Linked DNA regions of Homo sapiens: region 2 is linked to region 1. The links are chromatin loops, found by intact Hi-C in ENCODE. Cell type or tissue: endothelial cell of umbilical vein. All regions are shown on one strand. Links, peaks and the distances in the headings refer to the core of each region. The heading gives the core; the rest is flanking DNA.

Region 1 (13,192 bases), core at 4,603-7,102:
CTTGATAAATATATGTGGACTGAATGAATGAAATGATTTTTGTGAATTTGATGTCTTCATAATGAGAATGAAAATTCTGATACAGTCAAGGCATTCTAAGCACAATTGGTAGATAATAAGAAGAATAGCTCTGTGTATTGAAAAGCTCATATTATTAGCATCACCAAATTCTGACACCATCTGTGGAAGGCTTGAAGAAAGGGTGACCCTTCTCAATGCAGAAGAGAGGAGTGAACAGGCAGAAAGAATGGTGTGAGCAAAGTTCCTAAGGGAATGTTGACATCTTGTTCTTGCATCAATATGTAGAAGAATTTGACTGAGAGGATTTATCCCTTGTAGCAGTGGGAGTTAAAGTTAGACAGGTCTGTAGGGTAGACTTGTCACATCTCCAATTCTAGGAAAGAATATTGGAATCTATTTAGTGTCTAGTAAGGATGCGTTAAAGGATTTCAAGGAGGAGGTGGTATATCCTAAGCATTAGGAAGATTAATTTAATAATAATATAGTGAAGTTCTCAGAGGTAAGACAACCAGCTAGGATATTATTAAAATAACATTTTATTACTTTAATGTAGCTAAGTCTGTCTACTATTAAATATATGAGGAATCTTGATATTTTGCCAATACTAGTTGCTTTTTTAAAAACCATCTTTATTCTACATAATTATCCTTCCAAAGACTGAGGTACATATAATGAAAAGTACTTCAGGCAAAGCTTGATATTGGTTTACCCTAGAGGGTAAGGAGGGTTATACGTAACCCCTGGCATCCTCTTATTTATTTTAATTGCAACCAAGACATTCAGGGCATTTCCATCAAACTATATTAATGACCATCATAGCTATGGTTACCTGGAAGCAAGAGATACGCCCAGGGAAACTTATTACTTTATAAAAAGTTCATCTCATAGTGTCTTCCAGACACAGTTAAACATTTAGGGTCTTGGCAATGTCTCCAGAGTTTAGCAGGGGTATAGTAAATGGACTTAGAAAATGCAAAATTGCTTCATTTCAGATGGTTGCCATAAGTCATCCGTTACATGCTTACTGCACCCATACAACACCTCATTTTTGTATATTTTCTTAGGGATTGCCTCTTTTCCACATAAAAATAAGGAAGAGATTGGTTTGGGAAAGTGATAACAGATGATCAAGCCAGGTAGTACGTGTGAGAAGCGTGCAGAAACCAGGAACTCTCGTACATACAAATGTTTTCTTAGGCTTGCCTACTTAGAGGGCGGGGTCAACGAACTCTAGGCAGAAACTTCTATTTGTTGTTTCTAAAGACCTTGTTGGCTTTCTTTGTGAATATCTATTTGTACCTAAAATATTCAGTTGGCTCATTTTTCTAAACCCACAAAATTGCGTAAGCCATCTGTGGTATGTTGCCGAGAAACCGCTAGACTGATTATTGGATACTTTCATGGAAATTGTTTAGGCACCGGGTCAGTTGCCCCACATACTGTGAAGAATATGAGGGAAGTTGTTAAAAATATGAACAAAAACCTTAGAAATATAGCAACAAAAACCTATAAATATAGAAAGGCTATATTTATATCACTGACTGCTTGTATACTTGCTAGTTTTTCTCTACTTCCATATTTGCAAGTAGAGAAAAAAGTTTAGATTCTAGCACTTCTTTCATTTCCACCAGCATGTGTATGCAAAAAAGATGTCTGATATATCTCTATTTTCTCAAAGTATATATTTGCCTTGATTTTTTTATTTCACATTGATTATCCAAAAATAGTGTTAGGATTCTATAATTTTAACTAATCTTAATTCATTTTCTACAAAGGAAAACAATTAGCATATAGTAAATCCATATTTTAATATGTATTTTCCCCACATGAGAAAATTCCTATGAATCTAGTTTACAGACTATAGTGAGTTCTTTTGTGAGATGGGGAAACAAAGTTATTTTCTGTCTATTTTAAAGGCCTTCCAGGAAGCCAGCTGCACAGGGCTCAGGTTTCAGGAAGGCTGTGAGGATTCCTGGAAAGCACATTTTTGGCTTGGTAGAGTGATAACTCTTGCACAGGACTTAAATCTTGTCTGCAATAGGTGATATGTGACTTAAGAGCCTTAAGGAAGGTGATTTGTCACAGAATGTCAAACGCAACTCTTCAAAGGGACAAGCAGGTGAAGTGGAAAGAAATCATATCATGTGCCATTCTTTGTTCAGAAGGATGCGAAATGAGCAGTTGTTTTGAAACGGAGTTGTGCTGTTAGAACTGGATTTGCCACTTACTTGCAGTCCTGCAGAAACATGACACAATGGTGATATTTTTATTCCCTGGAAAAAGAATAATGAGAAAGCTTTTTTTTTTTTTTCAGGGATGGTGTTTTAGGGAACTTGATTTTGCCAATGCTGCTATTTTTGCTTCTATCTTCATAAAAGATATCATGGTGGCAGATAAGTAGAGAAAGTGTCACAGTTTGTATCTTATTGCATATTATATTTATCTTTAAGGTGGTTTAGCAACTTTTTATATCTTAAGAAAAAATTAAGATTAAAGGAATAATGGACTTCATTTTCTTCTATCAATTCATATTCATAGTTACTCATGGGTGTTTTTATATATATATATATATATTTTTTTTTATACTTTAAGTTTTAGGGTACATGTGCACATTGACAAACCTGAGAAAAACAAGCAATGGGGAAAGGATTCCCTATTTAATAAATGGTGCTGGGAAAACTGGCTAGCCATATGTAGAAAGCTGAAACTGGATCCCTTCCTTACACCTTATACAAAAATCAATTCAAGATGGATTAAAGACTTAAACGTTAGACCTAAAACCATAAAAACCCTAGAAGAAAACCTAGGCCTTACCATTCAGGACATAGGCATGGGCAAGGACTTCTTGTCCAAAACACCAAAAGCAATAGCAACAAAAGACAAAATTGACAAATGGGATCTAATTAAACTAAAGAGCTTCTGCACAGCAAAAGAAACTACCGTCAGAGTGAACAGGCAACCTACAAAATGGGTGTTTCTATATTGATAGCTGCATAATAGTAATTTATTTTACCTGTCTCATTAAGAGTGTAAAAGAACAAGAGTCTGTAATGTATAAATATCTTTGGATAACTCAATTCAGCATTACATTTGTTGATGGAGTAAATGGATGTTCAAATCATATAGTTTAGTTGAGAAGATGTGGAGTTCTTATTGATTACTATATCTTTTTTACTGTCATCTTGGGAATACCAGGAGTTCTGCCAGTAGAGGTACATTCATTTGACTTATTCAACGTTTTCTCAGGTGGTTTCTTAAGATGCAATTAAAGCAATAATAAGCACCAGAACATTTCCTTTAAGGTGAGAGGGGCAGAGGCCGTGCAATGGCATTGACTACAAATTGGATGGTAGGTGAAAGCTGTCATGATATGTCATAATTTTGCCAGTATTCCTCACCACACTTGGAATTGTATAATAATCAAGATAATCAATAATGCAATTAATATATAATACATATTATATGTATTTAATATATAATTACATGTTTATTATATGTAATAATATGCATAATTACATGTTATATGTATTTGATATATATAATATATATGTACATTTTAGCAGTACCTACATTTTAAACATATTTTACTTTATGGATACATTTTTGGAGCTCCTCCTCTAGTTCTTTTTTATTGTTATATGTAAGGGATGCAACGTGATGTTTTTATTTGCAGATACATAGTGAAATGATTACTGTAATCAAGCCAATTCATGTAATTGTCTTCTCACAGAGTTATCTTTTTTGCATATAGTAAGTGCGCCTAAAACCTACTTTCTTAGAAAATTTTCAATATACAGTATAATATTATTAACTATATTCCTCGTGTTGTTCTTTAGATCTCTAGATGTATTTGTCCTACAAAATTGCAACTTCCTCCTTTATTTTTATTTTATTTTATTATGAGACAAAGTCTCACTCTGTTGCCCAGGCTGGAATGCATTGGTGTCCTCTTAGCTCACTTCAGACTTGACCTCCAGGGCTCAATCGATCCTCTGGCCTCAGCCTCCCAGGTAGCTGGAACTGCAGGCAAATGTCACCACACCTGGCTTTCTTTTTTTTTTTTTTTTTTTTGTATTTTTGTAGAGACGAGGCTTTGCCATGTTGCCTGGGCTGGTCTTGAACTCCTGTTCTCAAGTGATTTGCCCACCTCAGCTCCCAAAGTGCTGAAATTGCAGGTGTGAGCCACTGCAACTGGCTAACTTCCTCTTTTAATTCTTAATGGTTTGGCAATGGCCTCTAGTATTTTACTTATAAAAAGAACAAATTATTTGATTACATGGGATGTTACGAGAAATATAATTTTCAATACAAAGACACACATTGTTTGCTAAGGGACGCCATACTATGAAGATAAAAAATTAAGCTGTGATTAAAAGAAGCAACATGTGACATAAAGAAATGATTTTTTTTTCTTTTTGCCTGATTTGGGGATTAAGGAAAGAAGAGTAAGGTTCAAAATATAGAGAGGAGAATAAAGTCATTTGTTTTTCACTAAATATTTGTTTAAACAAAAAAGCAATTTAAAGAAAGTGGAAACATAAAATCATTAAGATTATCTCTTTAAAGTGAATGTTCAGCCAAGTGAAAGGATGAAATGTAGAGTTGGGCATAGATTTTCTAGGATCCTGGGCCAAGCGTTGAGGCTATAAATCATGCAAGTAGCCACATAGCTAAGCAGCATGAAGCCCAGGTATGTTTACAAAGGAACATTCACACCAGGCCCTGGCAACTTGAACCTAATTTCTACTGAGCCCCAAATGACTGATGAAAGATGATTGCTGGAAGGTATTATTTCTTTATCTTTAAAAAATGACATATTGTGCAGCAGTGTAAGACATTCAAAAGCAGCTATGGGTATGCTCCCAGATCTTACTATACTTTCCAAACTACCTGAAGCTGAGTGCTCAGGCCTGGTTTATCAGTTGCCCAAGCAGATTGGCCCAGAAGGGCACAAGTCTGATTATGACTAATATAATCTTTGTTTTAAGGGGCTGTGAAAATTGACAAACAATATGGTGTAATGGTCGTTATTGCAATTTGACTTTATGATTCCCTATTTTTTTCCCTTGCTCTTGAAAAAACCTGAAACCTAGTTCTGTGTGTGTGTGTGTGTGTGTGTGTGTGTGTGTATGTGTGTGTGGTTTGTGTGTTTTAATGCGTTCTAAACTGCCCAAGCTCTTCCTATGTTCCAAGTTTTTCCCTTTCTTTTCTTTCCTCTACTTTCTCCTACTTTTCTTTTTTTCCTTCACCTCCTCATCCTCCTTCTCCCCTACTCACTCTCTTTCTTTCTCTTTTTTTCTTTCTTTCTATTCTTTTTGAGAGAAGAGGAAAAGCAGAAAGGAAAGATACTTTTTCAAGGTAAAGATGGTTAAATAAATATTGCATGGGACACTCACAAAATAAAATTGATTAACTTTAAAACTGTAACAATTTATCAGGAAAGTAGAAAGTTTTGTTTCTCTTGGCATGAAAATTATTTGCTTTTCTAATCTTTCAATTTAATAACAAATCTCCATCTTGAGCAACATCTTACTGCCCTCACCCTCCTTATGTTCTTAGATTGCATGTTGAAGAAGATAGTCACATAGTACATCAATTTTATAAATATTTTACACAAGAATAATTACACATAATCATGAAATAAGCTTGTTTTGTTATTCTTGCAGAAGAGAACAGGTTCTGGTAGACTCTTAAAAATATGTAAGTTGAGCAGAATTGCAGGGCATTTGTTTTTAGGGATATGTAAATGCTAAAAATGGAAATGAGACATATGTATTCATAAACATTATCAGTGTTTATAATATTGGCTAGCAAAGACTGTATCAAATTCTTGATTGCGTTCATAAAGATATCAGAGGAAAAAGAAAATCACCTTGTATTTGAGTTTTATGTTTATGATGATCAGGATTCTTAATCATCATGTAAGTTATGGAATAATTTAAAATTCTCTTTTGTCTGGGCTCTTATTTATATTTATAAGTATAGCCTTCCTTTTCCTGTTTCCCTGTCAAAGTAACTTACTGTCTCATTGTAATGTAGCAAACGGAACTGCCTTGGAGACAAGTCAGTTTCCCTAATAAGGTATTAAGCAACACAACATAATACATTTTGCAAATTCTTCCAACTGTCAAAACTCCTGTAATGCATATAAAATAAGAAATACACAGCAATTGTGTTATTAATTATGAAGAATAAAATTGCAATTGCTGAAACATAAAATACTTTCACGTCTTCAGGAAAAATGTCTCAGGATGAAATGATGATAAATTTCAATTAGAGAATAAATCTCACACTATAAATGTGGTTGTTCTAAAATGGAAATATACATAGCATAACTGCTACTTTATTTAATACAGCCATATGTTTGAGTATTTCCCTAGTCATCTACTGGATAACTGATTTCAGGAGGGTGCTGTTGGTAATAAGGTTGTTGGAACACTGTAGATTTTCTACCCCAGGGCAAAGTTCGGAAATACATTTCTTGATTGTCCATCCAATTGAATTTAATAGTTTTGATAACCATTGAGTTGAGAGTCACTATGACTTTGAAGTAAATCACAGGGGTTAGTGTTAATTCCCGAAGTTCTCCCTTTTCCCTCTGTGTTGATCACTGTCTGGAAAGCTCATATTCAAGTGTGTTATTCTTCTTGGACTGCCCTAACAAAATACCATAGTCCTGGTGGTTTTCCACTGGAATTTTTATTTTCTCACAGCTCTGGAGGCTGGAAAGTCTGAGATCAAAGCCCAGAGGGGTTCAGTTTCTGCTGAGGGCTCTCCTCCTGGCTTGCAGATGGCCACTTTGTCACTGCATTCTCATTTGATGGGGAGAGAGAGAGAGTGATTTCATTCTCTCTCTCTCTTCCTCTTCTTATATGGCTATAGTCCTATCAGATCAGAGTCCCATACTTATGATCTCTTTTAACTTTAGTTTCCTCCTAAAGACCCTATCTCCAGCTATAGTCACATTGGGGGTTAGGACTTCAACATATGAATTTTAGGAGGACATTTTAGTCTGTAGCATCAGGAATGAATTGTTTGGCTTCTGTTCTATTTCTATTTATATATTTATGTATTTGTTTATAGGGGAGGTATTGGAACATTCAGTAAATAACAAGACCAGCATCAAGTGAAATACAAATCATTTCTTATATATTAAACAAAAATGTTGTCAGCATCCTTCAAATTCTATTGCGTGAGTTCATTTATAATAAGCAGGATTTCTCAACCTTGGTGCTATTAAAAGTTGGGGTAAGTAAGATATTTTTATGGTGGTAGCTGTGCATTGTTTGAAAGCATCCCTGGTCTATACCCACTAGATGCCAGTAGAACCATGCAATTGGGTTAACCAAAAATGTCTCCAGATACTGCCAGATGTCACTGGGGAGGCAAAATTGCCCCCATCTGAGAACCACTATTTTAAAGAAAAGTATCAAAAAATTTAAATTTTGAGGAATTATGTCAAGCAATTACGTTCTTTATATTTTTATAACTAAATTAATTCCTATCAAACATAGGATTAATTAGAGACATTGAGATCGAAGAAACAAAACGTGACCTTTGTTCAGAAATTCTCATGCCTAAAGCCCTGCAATGGCAACTTATGTCACATAAAATAAAATCCACGCCATTTCAGTGTTGTCTGTTAAGTACAAATATTTTTATGATCTGGCTTCTGTTGACAGATCTCACCTCACCCTCCACCATTCACTCCTTGCTCACTCCAGCCACTATCTTTTCTATCTGGTTCATGAACAACTCAAGCTTTTCCCTGCCTTAGGGTCTTTGCACAAGCTGTTCTTTCTTCTCAGACCGTTCTTTTTTTTATGTTGGGGAATTTTTTTTTATTATACTTTAAGTTTTAGGGTACACGTGCACAACGTGCAGGTTTGTTACATATGTATACATGTGCCATGTTGGTGTGCTGCACCCATTAACTCGTCATTTAACATTAGGTATATCTCCAAATGCTATCCCTCCCCGCTCTCCCCACTCGACAACAGGCCCTGGTGTGTGATGTTCCCCTTCCTGTATCCATGTGTTCTCACTGTTCAATTCCCACCTATGACTGAGAACATGCGGTGTTTGGTTTTTTGTCCTTGCGATAGTTTGCTGAGAATGATGGTTTCCAGCTTCATCCATGTCCCTACAAAGGACATGAACTCATCATTTTTTATGGCTGCATAGTATTCCATGATGTATATGCGCCATATTTTCTTAATCCAGTCTATCATTGTTGGACATTTGGCTTGGTTCCAAGTCTTTGCTATTGTGAATAGTGCCACAGTAAACATATGTGTGCATGTGTCTTTATAGCAGCATGATTTATAATCCTTTGGGTTTATACCCAGTAATGGGATTGCTGGGTCAAACGGTATTTCTAGTTCCAGATCCCTGGGGAATTGCCACACTGACTTCCACAATGGTTGAACTAGTTTACAGTCCCACCAACCGTGTAAAAGTTTTCCTATTTCTCTACATCCTCTCCAGCACCTGTTGTTTCCTGAGTTTTTAATGATCACCATTCTAACTGGTGTGAGATGGTATCTCATTGTGGTTTTGATTTGCATTTCTCTGATGGCCAGTGACCACTGCTCAGTGAAATAAAAGAGGATACAAACAAATGGAAGAACATTCCATGCTCATGGGTAGGAAGAATCAATATCATGAAAATGGCCATACTGCCCAAGGTAATTTATAGATTCAAGGCTATCCCCATCAAGCTACCAATGACTTTCTTCACAGAATTGGAAAAAACTACTTTAAAGTTCATATGGAACCAAAAAAGAGCCCACATTGCCAAGTCAATCCTAAGCCAAAAGAACAAAGCTGAAGGCATCATGCTACCTGACTTCAAACTATACTACAAGGCTACAGTAACCAAAACAGCATGGTACTGGTACCAAAACAGAGATATAGACCAACAGAGGCCTCGGAAATAATGCCGCATATCTACAACCATCTGATCTTTGACAAACCTGACAAAAACAAGCAACGGGGAAAGGATTCCCTATTTAATAAATGGTGCTGGGAAAACTGGCTAGCCATATGTAGAAAGTTGAAACTGGATCACTTCCTTACACCTTATACAAAAATTAATTCAAGATGGATTAAAGACTTAAATGTTAGACCTAAAACCATAGAAACCCTAGAAGAAAACCTAGGCAATACCATTTAGGACATAGGCATGGGAAAGGACTTCATGCCTAAAACACCAAAAGCATGGCAACAAAGGCCAAAATTGACAAATGGGATCTAATTCAACTAAAGAGCTTCTGCAGGGCAAAAGAAACTACCATCAGAGTGAACAGGCAACCTACAGAGTGGGAGAAAATTTTTGCAACCTACTCATCTGACAAAGGGCTAATATCCAGAATCTACAATGAACTCCAACAAATTTACAAGAAAAAAACAACCCCATCAACAAGTGGGTGAAGGATATGAACAGACACTTCTCAAAGGAAGACATTTATGCAGCCAAAAGACACATGAAAAAATGCTCTTCTCAGACTTTTCTTTACCCAGTTTTTGTACAACCTCCTCGTCATTCAGGTTATAGCTCAAATTTTGCCTCATTTGAAAAGACTTTTTGACCACCCTATTTAGATGGCAAATTCCAACTCACAGCACCTACTATCTCATCCATTGCTCGATTGTTCCTTGCAGCATTAACACTATCTGAAACTATACTGTTTATTTGTTTATTATTTTTCCAATCTTCCCCCTTCCCATAAATCTGTACTTCTCTAGAATATAATCTAAATGAGGGCAGGAGTCTCATCTGTCATGCTCACTGTGTTATCCCCAGGACCCAGAACATTCCTGACCTGGACTGATGGTTCCTGCATATTTGTTGATAGGGAATTATTTGAAAAAAAGGCATTTTAGATATGCTTTTAAGGTTTATTATTGCTAAATTCAGTTGCCTTCCTTCTCTTTGAATGCTACCGCTTCCTACCTCAGGCCTTGCTAGGAAGATGAGCAGGCAGAGTACCTCCAAAAATAAAGTGTTGGAAACATATTTGTATCCCTTCATCTCAAGCTAGTTATTGAAACCTATGAGAGATACATAAAACACACAATTACTATTCTTTTTCAAAAAAACACATACTTATAGTGCCTTTGCAAATGTGTCATCAGAGATTTCAGACTTAAGTGAATAATGATTTTAGCCATTTCCTATTCTTATTTCTTAATATATAAACATTTTAAGAGACAGTACATCTCCCAACTTGAAAGTGCATTACTGATACCAAAAATACTTGCAGAGTAATAGATAAAAAGTCCACATAATTATATTTTATTTGACAGTCCTGAGGTTTTTCTCAATGACTGCACAAAAGTGTTAAATAGAAATGGCCTAGGGTTAGGCATTGAATCAATATGCACCAGTAAGTTTGCAAAATCAATTTTTTTTTTTTTTTGCTCCTCAGACACAGGAAAATTGATGTAACCGATGCTGTGTAACTCCTATTAATTGCCCACAGTGACAGAAACTTTATCAATTACTTATTGACTTCTTTGAGACCATGGGAGAATGGCAGTAGCTTCAAGGTTAAGTGTGTAATATAGAAGCCTTCCCTAGGCGAATGAAGATGTAAGTAGAAACCAATCAGATTTTATCAAACTAAATAGCTTTAGGTATGTATACCTCTACATTTGGGTTCACATATACATATTCGTCCCCCATTCATGTCTTGCCTCAGAAATTAGGTGTCTCAGAGGTGTCTATTTGTTAGGGTTTATGACAGAATCCCTGCTAATAATAGTTGTTAACATTTAAACCCACTTTATGCTAATCAAAAAACACAGGGATGAATGCAATCACTGTCTTCAGATAATATCAGAGAGGAAACATTACTGGACTGTGCTCTGCCTGCACATTCTGCAAGCAACAGAAAACCTATAAAATAGAGGCTTAATCACTTGAGATTGGGTTTACAGGTATAGTGTCCAGAGTTGATGCATTTGCTACATGGTGTCATAAGAAATCTGTTGACCTTTCTACTTTGACATCCTTAGTCACACCCAGTATGACTGATGCTCCTCCAGCCATTGTGTCTACATTCTAGACAAGGAATAAAAGGGAGAAGGTGAAAGAGCAAAGGGCCAAAATGGAAAGCCACGTGACTCTGCCCCTACTGAGAGCTTTCTTGGAAACCCTACTCAGGAGCTGCTTCTTCCTTCCCCCTGACTAAAATTAACCTATGGGAAGTTGAATATTAATCGGGAACATTAATGTTCCAAATGGATTGAGGTTTATATCTAAGTCCAAAGCAGAGAATGGATATCGAGAAGGCATTTGCTATTGAAACCTAGACAAACTCAGGTAAAGTAACCCAGAATCACATGGCAAACGAAAGGCTGACCCAGGCTTTGGGCTAGGTCTGTCTAACTGCAGAGCAGTACTCTCTTGACTCTACTCAACGATCAGAAAATTAAGGAGTATTGATTTTGTTGCTGAACTGCTCTGTGAGTTGACAATGAAGTTGCATGACAAAAAATATAAGAACCATAACATTCAAGCAGACTTCGAGAAAAACAAATTCACTTTATTTATTACCGATAAGGATAGAAAAAATGTGCTTAACACAACAGGCAAAAAATTAGAAATGCAATTTGTGAATTTGACACAGAAACTTGTTTTGCTATAGGTACTCATTTTTTTCACTGTAACGTGCACAGGTATGAGAAGTGTAATTATATATATATATATATATATATATATATATATATATATATATTCTTTTCCTGTCTTTAAAAGGACATACTTTTTTCGTGGTGATAGTAATTAAAATCCATCCTTTAAAAAAATTTCAGGTATACAATATAGTATTATTAACTGTAATCACCATGCTGTACATTAGATCTCCAGAACTTATTCATCCTGCATAACTGGAAAATTATACCCTTTGGCCAATATTTCCCCATTTTGTCCAATCCCCCAGCTCTTGGCAACCACCATTCTATTTTCTACTTCTATGAGTTAGACTTTTTTAGTTCCACATATAAATGAGATCATATAGTATTTTTCTTTCTGTGTCTGGCTTATTTTTTCTTAGCATTATGTCTTCCAGGTTCTCCTATGTAGTCACGACTGGCAGAATTTCCTTCTTTTCTATGGTATGACTGAATAATAGTCTTTTATATGGATATAGATGAATAAATATCCCATTTTCTTTATCCATTCATCTATCAATTATACCTCAATAAAACTGGAGAGAAAAAGATCAGAAAAGGACATACAGTTTAATGAAATGGCTTAAATTTCATTTCTAAAATTGTTCCAATTTTTTTTAATTTAAAAGCTACAATTGTCAAAAACATCATTAACAATCTAAATGTTCTAGAATAGAAGATGAGTTGGAACAATTGAAGCTTTTTTTCTATGCAGATGGGAATTAGCTGAGCCAGCATAGTCTTTGGTTCAGAAAGGCTAAATGTCTACTTTGATGTTATTCAGCTATTAACTAGTAGAGCCAAGAATTGACCTGAGGTTCATTATATCTTTTTCTTTTTCGTTAGATTTGCTTGGGTTTTATCTTCTTTACCATTTTCTAAAGCTTATTTTCTTATTGATGTCCTTATTATTTGTATTGACTTTTAGTGTTCAATATATTCCTTTTGCTTTCCTAGGTGCTTAACTAATATTTATTGAATAAATAAATGGATAATCACTCTGGTTATTGTTGGCATATAGACCATATATATATATGTATATACACACATATATATATATAGATGACCCTTGAACAAAACAGATTTGAATTGTGCGGGTCCACTTATTCATGGATTTTCTTCTGCCTCTGCCATCCCTGAGAGAGCAAGACCAACAATTCCTCATCCTCCTCTTCAGCCTACTCGACCTAAAGATGATAAAGATGAAGACCTTTATGTTAATCCACTTCCAATGAATGAATAGTAAATATATTTTCTCTTCTTTATAATTTTCTTAATAACATTTTCTTTTCTCTAGCTTACTTTGTAATGAGAATACAGAATAAAATACACATAACACACAAAATATTTGTTAATCAACTGCTTATGTTATTGGGAAGGCTCCCAGTCAACAGTAGGCTATTAATAGCTAAGTTTGGGGGGACTCAAAAGTTACATGTGGATTTTCAGCTGCATGAGGGTCAGCACCCCAATCCCTGCATTGTTCAAAGCTCAA
Region 2 (13,192 bases), core at 5,016-7,515, 260 kb before region 1:
CTTGTGTACCCTCACTGAGTGATGTGTGATTCCACTAGACTACAAGCCCAAGGAGGGGCAAGGCCTGCATCTCTTTTGCTCATTGTTACAGCCTTGGAAGCGAAGACAGTTCCTGACCCAGACATTGTTCAATAAATATTGGTTGTATGAACAAATGAATGAATGAATGAAAAAAGTAAATGGATGAATGACTACACCAGTTTTGTTTGGATATATTGGCTGATACAGTATATGTATGATGAAACGTTTACTTTTTGAGGCAGTTTTAACCCATAATAAAAAATTTAAGGGACATACAAGAACTTCCATATCATTAAGTATAAGGGAATAGGGTTCTTGCACTAAATGGTGAAATTAAATTAATATGGGTATTTCCTGATTCTGTGTAAGTGATTACATGAAAATTTTCAAAATTTCAAGTTGTGAAATACTGCAGAGATCTATCACTGAAAATATTTAGACAGACTGAAATTTAGGGTAGATCAGCTTTGCAAACACATTTTTTCCCCTTTGGTTTCCTTATGAATCATTTGTTTTTGACCCTCAACAAATAAAGGTTGCCAGGAAAAAAGAAAGTCTCCAGTGAATTTCTGCCTTTACTTTAATTCATTCCCTTCCTCCTTTTCTTCTTTGTCTTCATTTTCATAACCATTTTTTTTTCTTATTTGGGTTCCAACTATTTGCCAGTGATGTTAAACACCCTATAGGCTTTACTTTTTTTCTAAATTAATTTTTTACCAACCATATTATAACCACTCCATTTTACAGATGGAAAGACTGTGACTCTGACATATAAGTAATGTAAGCAAAACAGGACTGAAACTTAGGTCTGATTTCCCATCCACCCCATGAGAGCATCTCGTCTCATGCTCTTTTCACTATAGCACCTGGAACAGAGAAACATCTTCATTGCTTTTTGGCTAGATGTGGTTACCTGTTACTCCCATACTTAGGAAGGGTAGATGGGCTTTCCAATTCTTAGAAGACTTGCAGGTGAAAAGGAATGGAGTGAAAGTAGCCAGATCATGTGCCATAGGAGGAGGGAGGATGGCCTTTCTTTTTGTCTAAGAAGTGGATGTTCAAACATCAGAATGGAGAAAACTTAAAAGGGAAAGGCTTTGGCGACCTTGGATTTGGGCCAAGGAACGCTCTCAATCCTCTTTACTGTTTACTCACCACCCCTTGGTTGCACCTATTCCAAGTTCTATGATTTGAACTTACTTTTTTGTGGGCCTTTGACACTGATTGTCTGCGCTCTCTCCTGCTTCCCGTTCATTCATGGAAACTTGAAGCTTCTGTCAATGTATGCCTGACAAGTCTAGGCAGAAGTGATCTCTCCACTGCATTCGTGACTCTGTTTGACATTCATTTGGCACTCAATTACGTATTGCCTTTTGATACCAATAAATTAGCTAAATAAGAACCATTTAATGTTGAATAAGTAGTGTATTGTTTTCAGACACAACTGTATTGTAAAGGTTCCATAAAAATAGACATCGCTTAAAATAATCATATGAATGAAATAACTAATTTTCATTAAAAAACCGGTGTATCAATTTCATCTATTCCTCATATGAATTTGTGTTAACATAGCTGGAAAATGTAGTCCAAAAGGAAAAATAAAAATCAACATAATTCCAGAGTCCAAAGATAACTATTCTTAAATTTTAAATAGATTGAGGACAGAGACTATTTTTTATAAACCTGAAATGTGTAACAAGGTTCTAGTCACGTAAGGAACACTCAGGGTACATTAAAAAATTTTATTTCAATAGTTTTGGGGTGCAGTTGTTTTTTTTGTTACATGGAAGAATTATATAGTGGTGAATTCTGAGATTCTAGTGCACCTATAACTCCAGTAGTGTACATTGTACCTAATGTGTAGTTTTTTTTAAAAATCTCTACCCTCCCCTTTCCTTCACCCTTCTGAGTCTCTAAAGTCCATTTTACCACTCTATGCCTTTGTATCCTCATAGGTTAACTCCAACTTATAGGTGAGAACACATGGTTTTTGGTTTTCCATTCTTGAGTTACTTCACTTAGTATAATAGCCTCCAACTCCATCTAAGTTGCTGCAAAAGACATTATTTTGTTCTCAAGATACATACATTGAATAATCCAGCATGTTCCACAAAACATAGTTGATTAAACATAATTGATTAAGCTTACAAGAGAGCTGAATCATATTTTCTTGACTTGACTGTTGACTTTCGCTCCTTCTTTTCTTTTTACACAGCTGACTGTCCAATATGACTTCTGTCCAATATGACTTCTGCCCAATGATGTCAGAGACTGTTGTTATGTAGAACTTCTACTCATAGGAAAAATCACACTTCCCTTGGCCAACACTTTACTTTTTGTTTTAAGAAACCAGAAAGGCTATGTTCTAATGTTTTCTTAAGTAAAACTTCCAGGCCCTAACAAGTTGCATTTTTAGAAAAATCTTACTCAACTTAACTCCCCGTGGTTCTGTAATGTCATCTATAGAAAAATATCTTGAAATAGCTGTGTCTCTTTGTGTCTGAAAGATTGCTCTTTCCTTGGTCCATGAAGATTTATAATTATGTTGATTTAAAAAAACCCTCCAGCTTTGACCATATTTCCCTCTCCCGTTGAATTCTTGATCTTTTATGATGAAAAGATACATGCTTTTTTCTGGATCCTTCTCTTTCTTTTTTTCTCACCCTTTCATCAAAACGGGATGTTTTGCCAATAGCTTTACTGGTAGTACTATAAAAAGTCATGGCTGAGAGCCTAAGATTTTGGAGTTTCAAGTCCTTACTTCATCACTGTTTAGCACTGTGATCCTGGGCGAGTTACTTAACTGCCTCAGTTTTCACATATGGACAATTGCAACAATAATATTAACTACCTCACAGAAATATTCTGATGTTTATAAAAGACATTATATGATAAGAGGCTTAGCATACTGCCTGATTGGTGCCTCAACATAAGAAGAGCTGTCTTTCCCCCAAAATATCATCCTCCAGAAGATGGGGTGGCTTTTACTACAAAGTTATTATGGAATCTCTCATAAGAGATGTGCTGTACAATAGCACATAAAACCACAGAAACCCTAATGACCTCAGTGAATGCGAGTTTTCCATACCTAAAGCGATCATCTGCCATGATAGGTTTAGAAAAGAAGCCTCCCAAATTAAGAAATAATTAGTAAATGTTCCTGGAGATTTCACATTATGACTTCAAGTATTGCATGTCACTGTGAACAAAATCTTTAAAGAGTCTTTAAAAAGGAAAATTCTGTGTGTTTGGGTTGTGGAGATTAGGTATCTACTTCTATAGGATGAAGAGAAAATGCCTCAATGTAATGCTGATGAGTACTTGAGGCAGGAGGTGATATTGCTACCAGTCGCATCATGCACAATTTCAAACAACTTAGATGGAAGAGAATATAATGAGTGCTAGAAGACTGTTAGACATCTCAAAATATGCATCCAGAGATGATAATGACATGATGATGAAGACGCATGTGAAGAATTCCAAGAAAGTTATTCCAAGTATTGTGAGGATAGTAAGGAGTAATATATCTAAACTATGTCTAAATTAATGTACTTCATACAATATGTGATTTTAAATACACTTGCATATAGAAATGTACAAAAAATAAACCTTAGAGGAAAATATTTAACTTTTTGTCTCTAAGTTGAAGTTAATATACTGAAGTTGGCTAAAAAACATTTCGGGAATCTTCATATTGAGAAAATGGAGGACTCATATTCTGGGCCACCGTCTGTTCTAGCATATATGGTAAAGAGTACTAAAAGATTAGCCCCAATCATAGCAGCAACATTTCAAAAAAGATCAAGTCTCTTTAAAAAGTAATCAGTCTGATATTTTGAACTGGAATATGCATATCTTTTGTCATGGGGATTCCTTTTTTTTAAAAATTCAACATTATCTCATTCTATTGATCTTTGAAGCTATCAAATTATGCTTCCTCGATTACCATTTTTCTCCTATTTCAGCCCACCACCTTTGCACACATTCCCTAACCACACACATATTTTTTCATGCTATAAAAATAAATCACTCTATAACTTTTATGTTGGTATATTTCATGGTAGAGTATTATTCATAACATTCCTGTTTAGTGTATTCTATGTGCCAGTCACTGTTTTAAGAACCTTATGATCATCCTGTTTAATCCTCACAACCACTTTCTCGGATGGACACTACTCTTATCCCATTTGAAACAAGAATAACTGAGGCACAAAGAAGTAAAGCAATTTTCTCTAGGTCACATAGCCTATAAGCAGTACAGCCGGTGTTTGAATTTAGAGTCTGACTTCAAAATCTCAGGCCTTAACCACAATCCTATACCCCTCCACTGGCTAGGCAGTCTTGTTTATGTTTATTTAATAAGAAGACAACTTTTTAATTACAAAAATTGCACATGTTAAATGTTAAAAAGCCATAGTAAAATTGCTAAATTTTTAAAACCTCAAACAATGGTAAAACACAAGTTGAGAATGAAAACCCCTCCTCCACTTACCAATTTTCATAGAGATGACTATTATTAAAAGTTTGTGTTTAGCCAGGGGTGATGGTATACATCTACAGTCCCAGCTACTCAGGAGGCTCAGGAAGATCACTTGAGCTCAGGAGTTTGAAACCAGCCTGGGCAACATAGAGAGATCCTGTCTTAAGTTTAAAAAAGTTTGTTGAATATTATTTCTAATTATGTAGATATAGATATAAAATATATATTAATAACATCACAGTGAACATATTCTGTAACTCATGACTGATTCATTTATATGTCATGCATGTCTTTCCATGAAAGGATGTGTGGTTCTGCCTTAATTTATTGGTTCCATAGTATGGATGTAGCATCATTTCTGTAGTCATTCCACAATTCATGGCCATTTAGATTACATTCATGGGAATATAGGAAACTATATGAAAATGAATATCCTAGACTTTATCATGTCTGTGAATGTCAATTCCATTTTTCTCAAGTTCAGGCTTAATCTTGATATTGCTCTTGATGCCCTCTTTTTCTCTAATACCCACATAAAATCCATCAGCATATTCCACTGATTCTATTTTTAAATATATGCAGACATTGGTCATTTTGGTCATTTCTAATCACCTCTTCTCACTGTCATCCAATCCATTACCCCTCATCTGAACTATTGTCATTACCTTGTAACTTGTTTTTCTACTTGCCAATAGCAGCCAAGAATGATCTTTTTAAAACTCAATCAGATAAAAATCGCTCTACTCAAAGACTCTCCATCTAAGTCACTAACAGTCAAAGTGTATGCCATGGTCTTTAAGACCCTCCCTGAGCCAGCATCCTACTACTTTTCCCAACCTTGACTTCTACCGCATTCCCGTGTATTCACATTACACCAGCCACATTAAAATATCTGCTATTTCTTAAATATCATAAGCACAATTTCTCCTTAAGATCTTTGCATTTGTTGTTCCCACTGCCTACAATCCTTTGAACCATTCTTCCCCCATATTTGCTTGACTGACTTCTTCATTTCTCTTTTAGGTCTCTGTTCAAATGCTATCACATCTTATTTGTTGAATGAGTGTTGAGTGAATGAAATATTTACGCAATTGAATAAATATTTCTGGAGAATAAGTTTCTAAAAGTGAAACTGCTTACTTGTTTTTCTTTTCAAACCCTTCGTTATTCCAGTCCTCCATCTTATATCCTTGCCTATTTTATTTTAGTATTCTCATGCCCCTCTTCAAAATGCTTCTGTGTTCCTGTCTGCTGTTTCTACTGTGGAAGGCTGGCTGGCTCTTTGTCTCTCCTGGGAGCTCTGGAAGAGAAGGAGACACTAGGCAGCTGGTCTGAGTCTCGTGGGCCACTTTGCAAGGCTGTGATTTCAAGAGTGACCTTGGGGTGTGACTGAGTTGTCATTAAACAATTTAATAGATGAAATAATCCCCTCTTCGTACTTCAGCCACACTTATTTCTTTCCAAATATCTGGCACCATGTTGTAAACACTCAACACTGTAAAGAAAAGATGTTTTTTTAAAAAAATCTGTCTTATCATATTGGTTTAAAATAAAGAGGATGTATATTGAAATTAGAACAAATCAGAGAAATCCTGGGGTTTTAGTCATGAAATAAAACTTTTGTCCATATGTATCTTTAAAATATTGTGGCATTTTTGTTCACCCTTACCACATTCCATTTGAGAAAATCATATGATTACTGTTAATGACAAAGCAATTTATGATTTCCTGGATAACTAGGATAAGAATGAGTAATTAGGATAAAAAAAGATGGAATTTTTGAGCTAGGAGAACTCATTTGTTTATTCCCCTAATTTTCTACAAAAAAGGAAACAGATTACTGTAGAGGTTGGGTGACTCGTTCAAGGTCACACAGCTAGTTAATGGTACAGGTCGGTCCTCTGACTCCAAAAATAGTGCTCAGTAGCATCCATGGAACAGTGTCTGTGAACCAAATCTTTTGCTAAGTGAAGTTCTACCTGATAGATAATTCCTGTTCCTTCCAATTGTCCTGATACCCTGCAGTTTAGTTAGATTACGTGATTTGGCCTCATATTTCTTCTGGAGCTAGCTGGATAAGGATCACCCTATTAGGGGGCTTAATTTTGTGCTAATGATCCTTCTTTCTGTCTGAAGTCTTCAGGTTACAGTTTTTTCAAAGAAACTCTGTGCTGCTTGTCCTTTTTTGCTTGCTGCATGACGTGCACATCAGTGCCTCCTGCAGCCTTCCACTTGTTAATTGTCTCTCCTTCCTAATGAAGCCTGTATCAGCTCCAGTGCTAATTGAACTTCGTCCTTCATTCAGACTGTGTTATTAAACAAATAGTCACAGTGTTTGGTCTCACTTTAATAGGAGCATTGATGTTTGCTTAACATCAAAAACTTATTAGTAATCCATTGAAAAGGCAATTAATGGAGGACATGTAGGTAAGGAAATTGAACTAGTCTGCACCACAGGACAAAGAATGGCAAAGACGTTCTGGTTTTCTAAGGTTTAACTGTCTGTATCCTGGTAGTTGCAAATTGATTGTTAGATTCTTGACTCTTACCCAAATCAATGAATTTATCATTTATGTAAAGTAGCACCTATGTGTCTAATATCAAAGCGAAGGACAAGCTGGCTTATCCGTCTCTGAAGTTTTCAATCATTCTCCCTCTCTCTTTATGACATTTTCCCCAAGCTTTTTAGCAGGACTTGTCTTTGTGGTTACAGAAAACATGAACAGGTGAAAAGAAGGTAATGCATCACTTGCAGTCTTCCCACCTATAGCTAACCACTGATAAGCTTTGGTGTGTATTCTTTGTTCTTTGGTGCTGCATTCTAACACACACATAGAGAGGCACAAAATTGGATTAGATAGCATATTGACCTGTTGTTTATTTTTTAATTGGTCATATATTCTAAGCATCTGTCCTGGACAATAAATAGAGACCTATGTCATCATAGTCAATGGCTTTGATATAATCTCTTGGTTAGATAGGCTGTAATTCATTTCATCATGTTGTTAGAGGTTTAGAAACAAGTGTTTCTTACTTAATTGTTTACAGAGCCTTAAGTTAACTTCATTATTTGCATGAGTAATAGTAATACTAGAAAATAGTAATACTAGAAAAAGAAAATTGCTAGACTACTCTGTTATAAAATAATTCTCCTCTGTTTTGTGAGAACATGCAATGTTTGGTACTATCAGGGTACAAGTTTATAGGCTACGTAACAACTTTTCTGAGTATCAAATTTTCCTTACTTGCAATTTCACCAAAAAATTATTGAGAAATAACAGGTTGATCAAGAACTATTTTTAAGATAATGGCTTAAGGTGTGGATTTTTCTCTACCTGTATACTCATGAGGATAAATGATACCTGGGTACAAAGGAGAAACAAACTCAAAATATGAATCTAATGGCATCTGGCAGTGGAGTAAAGCAGAGCAGATCAAATTCTCTTTACAATCCACATTACATAGATATGAAAGGAGAAGAAACAATAACGGGTCACTCCATTTGTTCCACGGACCTGGGATATAATGTGAAACTTCCATCTGTGTTAATGAGTCATGCATGGCTGGCTCCCCAGGCAATATTTAGTAAATGAATAGTGTTATTGCCTGGCAGGGACCCTTTTAGAAAGTGCTGTTGTTGCGCGAACCTAAATATATATATATATATACATATATATATATATGTATATATTCCGGTTTAGCTAGGATTATGATGCATAAAATGTTGGTAATAGGTTTAAAAGATTAACATAGACCAGCTTTCCATGAGATTGTTCTTTATATAAAAAAGTTAAATGCTCTTTCTAATGTCATCATGAAAGTCAGGCTGGAGGATTATCGATTTTTTGGAGGCTTTTACTAGATAGCTTGATAATTGACTCTCTCAAGTTTTAACACTTGGTCCTGGGTTTGCTGTTTACCTTGCTGAAGCAATTTGGTGTAATTAATTTTTATAGCTGTGTTTGCTTTTAGGGTTTATACTTTGGTGGAAAGCTATCTCCAGTCAAAACCTCATAGAATTACTTTTTTCTTTGAATTAAAACATACAATTGTTTAAAATAAGAGTCTCATCTATAAAATTAAATAGAGAGTAAAATGTAAAATCTTTTAACATCTTTGCAACTACATCAGATAGACATGTCTGTGGATAAGGACTGAAAAGAAACAAAACTGGACGCAGTTAATGTGTTAGGTATTAGAATTGATCCATATTTTTAGTAAAGAATAAGTAAAAATAAGGGAAAAAGAGGCATGAGGTGAGTTGTCGTTGTTGTTGTTTGGCTGGTAACGTCAGTTTTGTCAGTTTGATTCGGTTGGGGCCGCAACTATAGCTTGGCTGCGGGCAGGGCCAGCCTCACAGGTTGCTGAGTTCCAGTAGGGTCTGGTCCCAGGTCTGATGAATCTCCACGTTTCCTCCTTGGCACTGGCCAACGTCTCTTCTAGGTCATCGGTGGTTTTCTCCAACTTTGCCACAGACCTTTCGACAAACTCTGCTCTGGTCTCAGCCTCCTTCAGTTTCTCCTCCAGCAGTTTCATCTCCTTTTCATATTTCTCTTCTTTGGTGGAATACTCCTCCTCTGAGGCCATCAGGGACTTGACGGTCTGGTCCATGGTTTGAAGTTTCTCCTCCAACTGTCTGGCTTGGCTCTCGGCCACCTTAGCTCAAAATTTTGTTAAAATTTTTTTCTTAAATATTTTTAAATTGATTTTTAATGTGATACAAGATGATTGCACAAAGTTAGAAATACAAAGTAAAAAGAGGAAAACAAGGAAAATTGATAATTCCTCCATTCAGATTCATCATGGTGTTAAATTGTTTTATTTCATTCATTCCAGTCTTTTTTTTTCCTTCAGTATGGGTACATGTTTATATATATTTTTGCTAGTATAATAGAATAATGTGATAAACCTTTGTGTATACACATTTTGTGTACAGTTCTGACTATTTCTTTAGGATCAACTTAAACCCTAAGTTTTAATACTCTGAAGGCTTAGAGTTACCTTGGGGCTTTGGGCTGGAGAGAGGGATTGGTGGTACTGAAGCTGTTGATTACAGGAGAAAAAGAACCGTGCTCTTGAAGTATTCCCTTCACCCCCACTTATAGTAATCCCTCCTGGCGTTGCAGAGATAGCATGGAATTGTTTCTGGCTAGATTATGATTCTGAGGACTCCGGGTTGATTTTTACAGTATGTAAGAAGAAAAAGTTAGAAAAGGTTTTTATGCATGTAAGTCACTCCTAAAAAGTTGTGTAGAAAAATGAAAGCTTATTTGAGATTATTATGTGCTATAAATATTCTGATCTATAAGTTCAATTTTTTTTTCCATTGGGGAAAATACAAATCAGAGTATCTTGAGTATTCTTTCTTTAAAAGAGAACATGGGTTCAATAATGGAGACTCACAAATGGAGGAATAAGAGAAATATGAAGTTTTGCTTTTGCAAACATACTGAAGTGGAAAATAGAAAAGCTGAAATCAACAATAACAACAACAAAAACGCCACATCCATTTGGACTAAAATACATGTATATATAACACAACTTTCCAAGCATAAAACGAAAACTCTCACCAAGGGAATGAAAAAAATACCTTTTGAAAAACTGCTGAAATAGGCCTATTGTTGAAATAGTTTTATTTCCCCTTTAGAAGGTCTATTTACTACAATTCTGGGAGTGAGAGGGATGATTTTGAATAAAGAATAGAGCCATTTAAGATGTTGTGCAGAGTACCAGAATTTATGAAGACTGGTTTGAATTAAAACTAAATGTCACCAGCAAGTAGGAGCCAACAGAAATGTACGTTTCATTTATTGTATTGGGAGCTAAGGAGGGCAGCAGGGATGAGCTTACATTTAACAGGACTCTCTTTTATATGGCACTAATTTTTATGTGGAGAACTTAGACCTTACAAAAGCATGTGTTTCTCTCAAATCTTCTTAGCTGTTCAGATTAATTCATTAATTGACAAGAGTTGACATCATACCTCCTACTTGGGTATAGTACAAGAGGAAAAAAATTAAAATATTTAATGCATTTATTCATTCAGCAAATTTGTATTCAGCAGCTGCTCTTTGCTGGGTGTCATTCCTGTCACTGTGAGGACACTGGCAAACCAAAGAGATTGGTCCTTGTCTTTGGGACTCCTAGAGTTGAGGACAGATAATGCATAGGAAGAATCAGGTGAGTTATCTTTCAACAATTAAAATGGAATGATTGGGGGATGCTGGGGGAACACTTCAGGTTGGGTGGTCAGGGAAGGCCACTGTGTCACACCTGAGAGCTCTCCAAGATGATTCCAGAAGTCCACCCCTTTCTCTTTTCAATTTATTGTATCTGTCTTTCCTCCTTCTGTGGCCTTTACCTTCTTGTAAAGCACTTACTATTATTATTTGCTTTGACGGAGGAACTGTAAAACTGAAATAAAGATGCAGTTAAAAAAAAAGAGCCTGAAATGCATTTTTTATAAATCAGAAGCTCAGGTGCACCATCCTTTTTTCAACTCCAAGAAAATCATAAATTATTTTATTAGAGGGAATTACCACAGCTCTAGATCTTAATGATTGCTGAACAGGAGGTTTTTTTCTTTTCTAAACATCAAGTTAGCTGCCAGTTTTAATTTTCTTTTGGAATTTACACATTAAAAACATTGTTTTAGCTGTTCAACAAAACTGTCTCTTATATCCAAGGGATGGTGCCAGAGTATGAAATGTGCATCTTGGTTTGATTTCTTCCCCTCCAGCCTGATTCACGAGTAAAAGCCAGCCTTGCATTTTATGACTGGAGGGCTAGTATTCAATACTAATAACTATGGAAAAAAAACAAATTCCAATTTTACTCTTTAATATCTTCATGCCCAGAAGTTTTCTATTCAGGCGTCTGAGAGTGGGTCGACCACATTTCCGGTATCTTTACTTGATGGTGCTGTGAGGTTCTTTCGCATAGATGATTAATGCAATAATTCTTGCACTTGGGATTTCAAAGACCAGTACAATGGCAAAAAAAAATTAACGCATATTTATTCAGTGTTTGTTATACGTCAGACACTGGTCTAGGGTATGGAGAAATGGCAGTGAACAACAACAAAAAGAAACTGGCAAAAATGATTGCCCTCTTGTAGAGTATATTCAAATAAGGGGGGGAGAAAGTAAATGTATAAACAAGTAATGCCTCATGGTGATAAGTACTCAGAAGAAAGATTGCAGAGAAGAGATAAAGGGATAAGCAAGGTGGAAGTGAGTCCTGCAATTTTAGACAGGAAAAAGACAAGCTTGGGAAGTTCTTCCTGAGTTGGTCACTTGTAAGGATAGATGGGAAGGGGGCTAGGCAGCAAGCCAATGTGAATGTCTAGGGAAGTTAGGAACTTCCCTAGTGCAAAGGCCCTGAGGCAAATGCTTGCCTAATTCCATCTAGGGCCAGTAGGGAGGCCAGTGTGGCTAGAGGGTGGGAAGAGGAAGGAAGAGTTGTAGGAGATGAGCTCAGAGATGAAGGGTGAGATCATGTAGGTTCTTATCAGCCCTTAGAAAGACTCTTTGGGTTTTGGTCAGAGTGAAGTGGAAAATCATTTCAGGATTGTGAGCACTAGAATGTCATGATTTGATTTTCTACAAATACACTAAAAGAGAGGAAAGGAAGAAGTAGAGAGACCAATTGGAGACTATTTCAGTAATCCAGGCAAGAGGAGATGGTGGGTTGGATCAGACTAGTAGCAGTAAAGGTGGTGAGAAGTCTGATTTTGGATACATTTTGAAGATAAACCAACACATTTTACTGCCAGTTTGGATGAGGGATGTAAGATAAACAGAATGGTTAACAATGAGTCCAAGGTTTTAGGCTGGAGCAAATGGAAGGATAGAGTTGCTATTTACAGAGAACAAGAGGATTGGGGGCTCTTTTAGGGGAAAGATCAGGAGCTTGATTTTGGACATACTCAATTTGAGGTGCTCATTATTACCAAAATGGAGACGATAAGCAGGATGCTGGGAATGAGTGGTCGAGATTGGAGGTATACATTTGGGAGCAGTCAGCACTAGTGTGCATGCTCTGCACTGATATGCACACTGGCTTCTACGTTGTTCTGTCTGTGACTTGCATAAAAATAGTCTTTGTGGCACCTTCAAATTGTAATCCAGTTCCAAGCCAGGTATCTCAGATTGTATCTCTGGCTTAATTCTGGATTGGGGGTGATTTGATTTATTTTTGTCAATATTCATTTTCCCCTCTGTTCAGTCACAACCATGCAGCTACTTATTATTCCTATTTCTTGAGGGGTGTGGGTAAAGGGTCTGATATTGATTTATAAGCCACAGCAAATTCAGCCCCTTTTGATACTCCTCTGAAAGGAGGCTCTCTTTGAGAAAGTTTTTGTTACCTTTCCAGTTAATCCATCTTAGAGTTGATTATAATTTTAAGCTTCATGATGCAATAATCTATAACATTTATATAGTGCCATTATCTCTTTCCAAGTACTTTATGAACATTTGTTAATTGCTTGCCGTATTACCCCACGAGGCAGGTAAAGTCCCATTTGCATTCATTGTAAGAGTTTCCTGACAGTGGGGATTTGAGCCGTGAAGTGACTGCCCATCAAACACCTGGCCAGTTAGGGATAGAGGGATCAATCAGCAAGTAATGATGATGGCTTCATCTTCATTAATTAATATTATTTTAGTACCTCCAGCATTCCCTCATAAA

The links. A loop is a pair of places that touch in the nucleus more often than their neighbours do. Peaks named below come from ENCODE experiments on the same cell type or tissue, not always from the same donor. Only the 100,000 strongest peaks of a DNase experiment are listed, where the experiment ranks them.
Region 2: a loop joins it to region 1, with 5 times the contacts of the local background. A loop is called at or near these places in 1 of 110 quality-filtered maps.

Annotation. Positions count from the first base shown.
Region 1 is chr5:163,962,784-163,975,975 of GRCh38, forward strand. No RefSeq gene overlaps it. Among named protein-coding and RNA genes, the nearest start is that of LINC03000, 330 kb to the right of the region's middle. In endothelial cell of umbilical vein, for the core only: no CTCF peak of the experiment used is centred there; no DNase peak of the experiment used is centred there; H3K27ac peaks cover 812 bases.
Region 2 is chr5:163,700,350-163,713,541 of GRCh38, forward strand. It overlaps LOC102724458 (a long non-coding RNA gene), which reads left to right and starts at 8,817. Exons shown (of 6, transcript XR_941167.3): 1 at 8,817-8,892; 2 at 10,563-10,681. In endothelial cell of umbilical vein, for the core only: no CTCF peak of the experiment used is centred there; DNase peaks (open chromatin) are centred at 5,812 and 6,232; H3K27ac peaks cover 2,500 bases.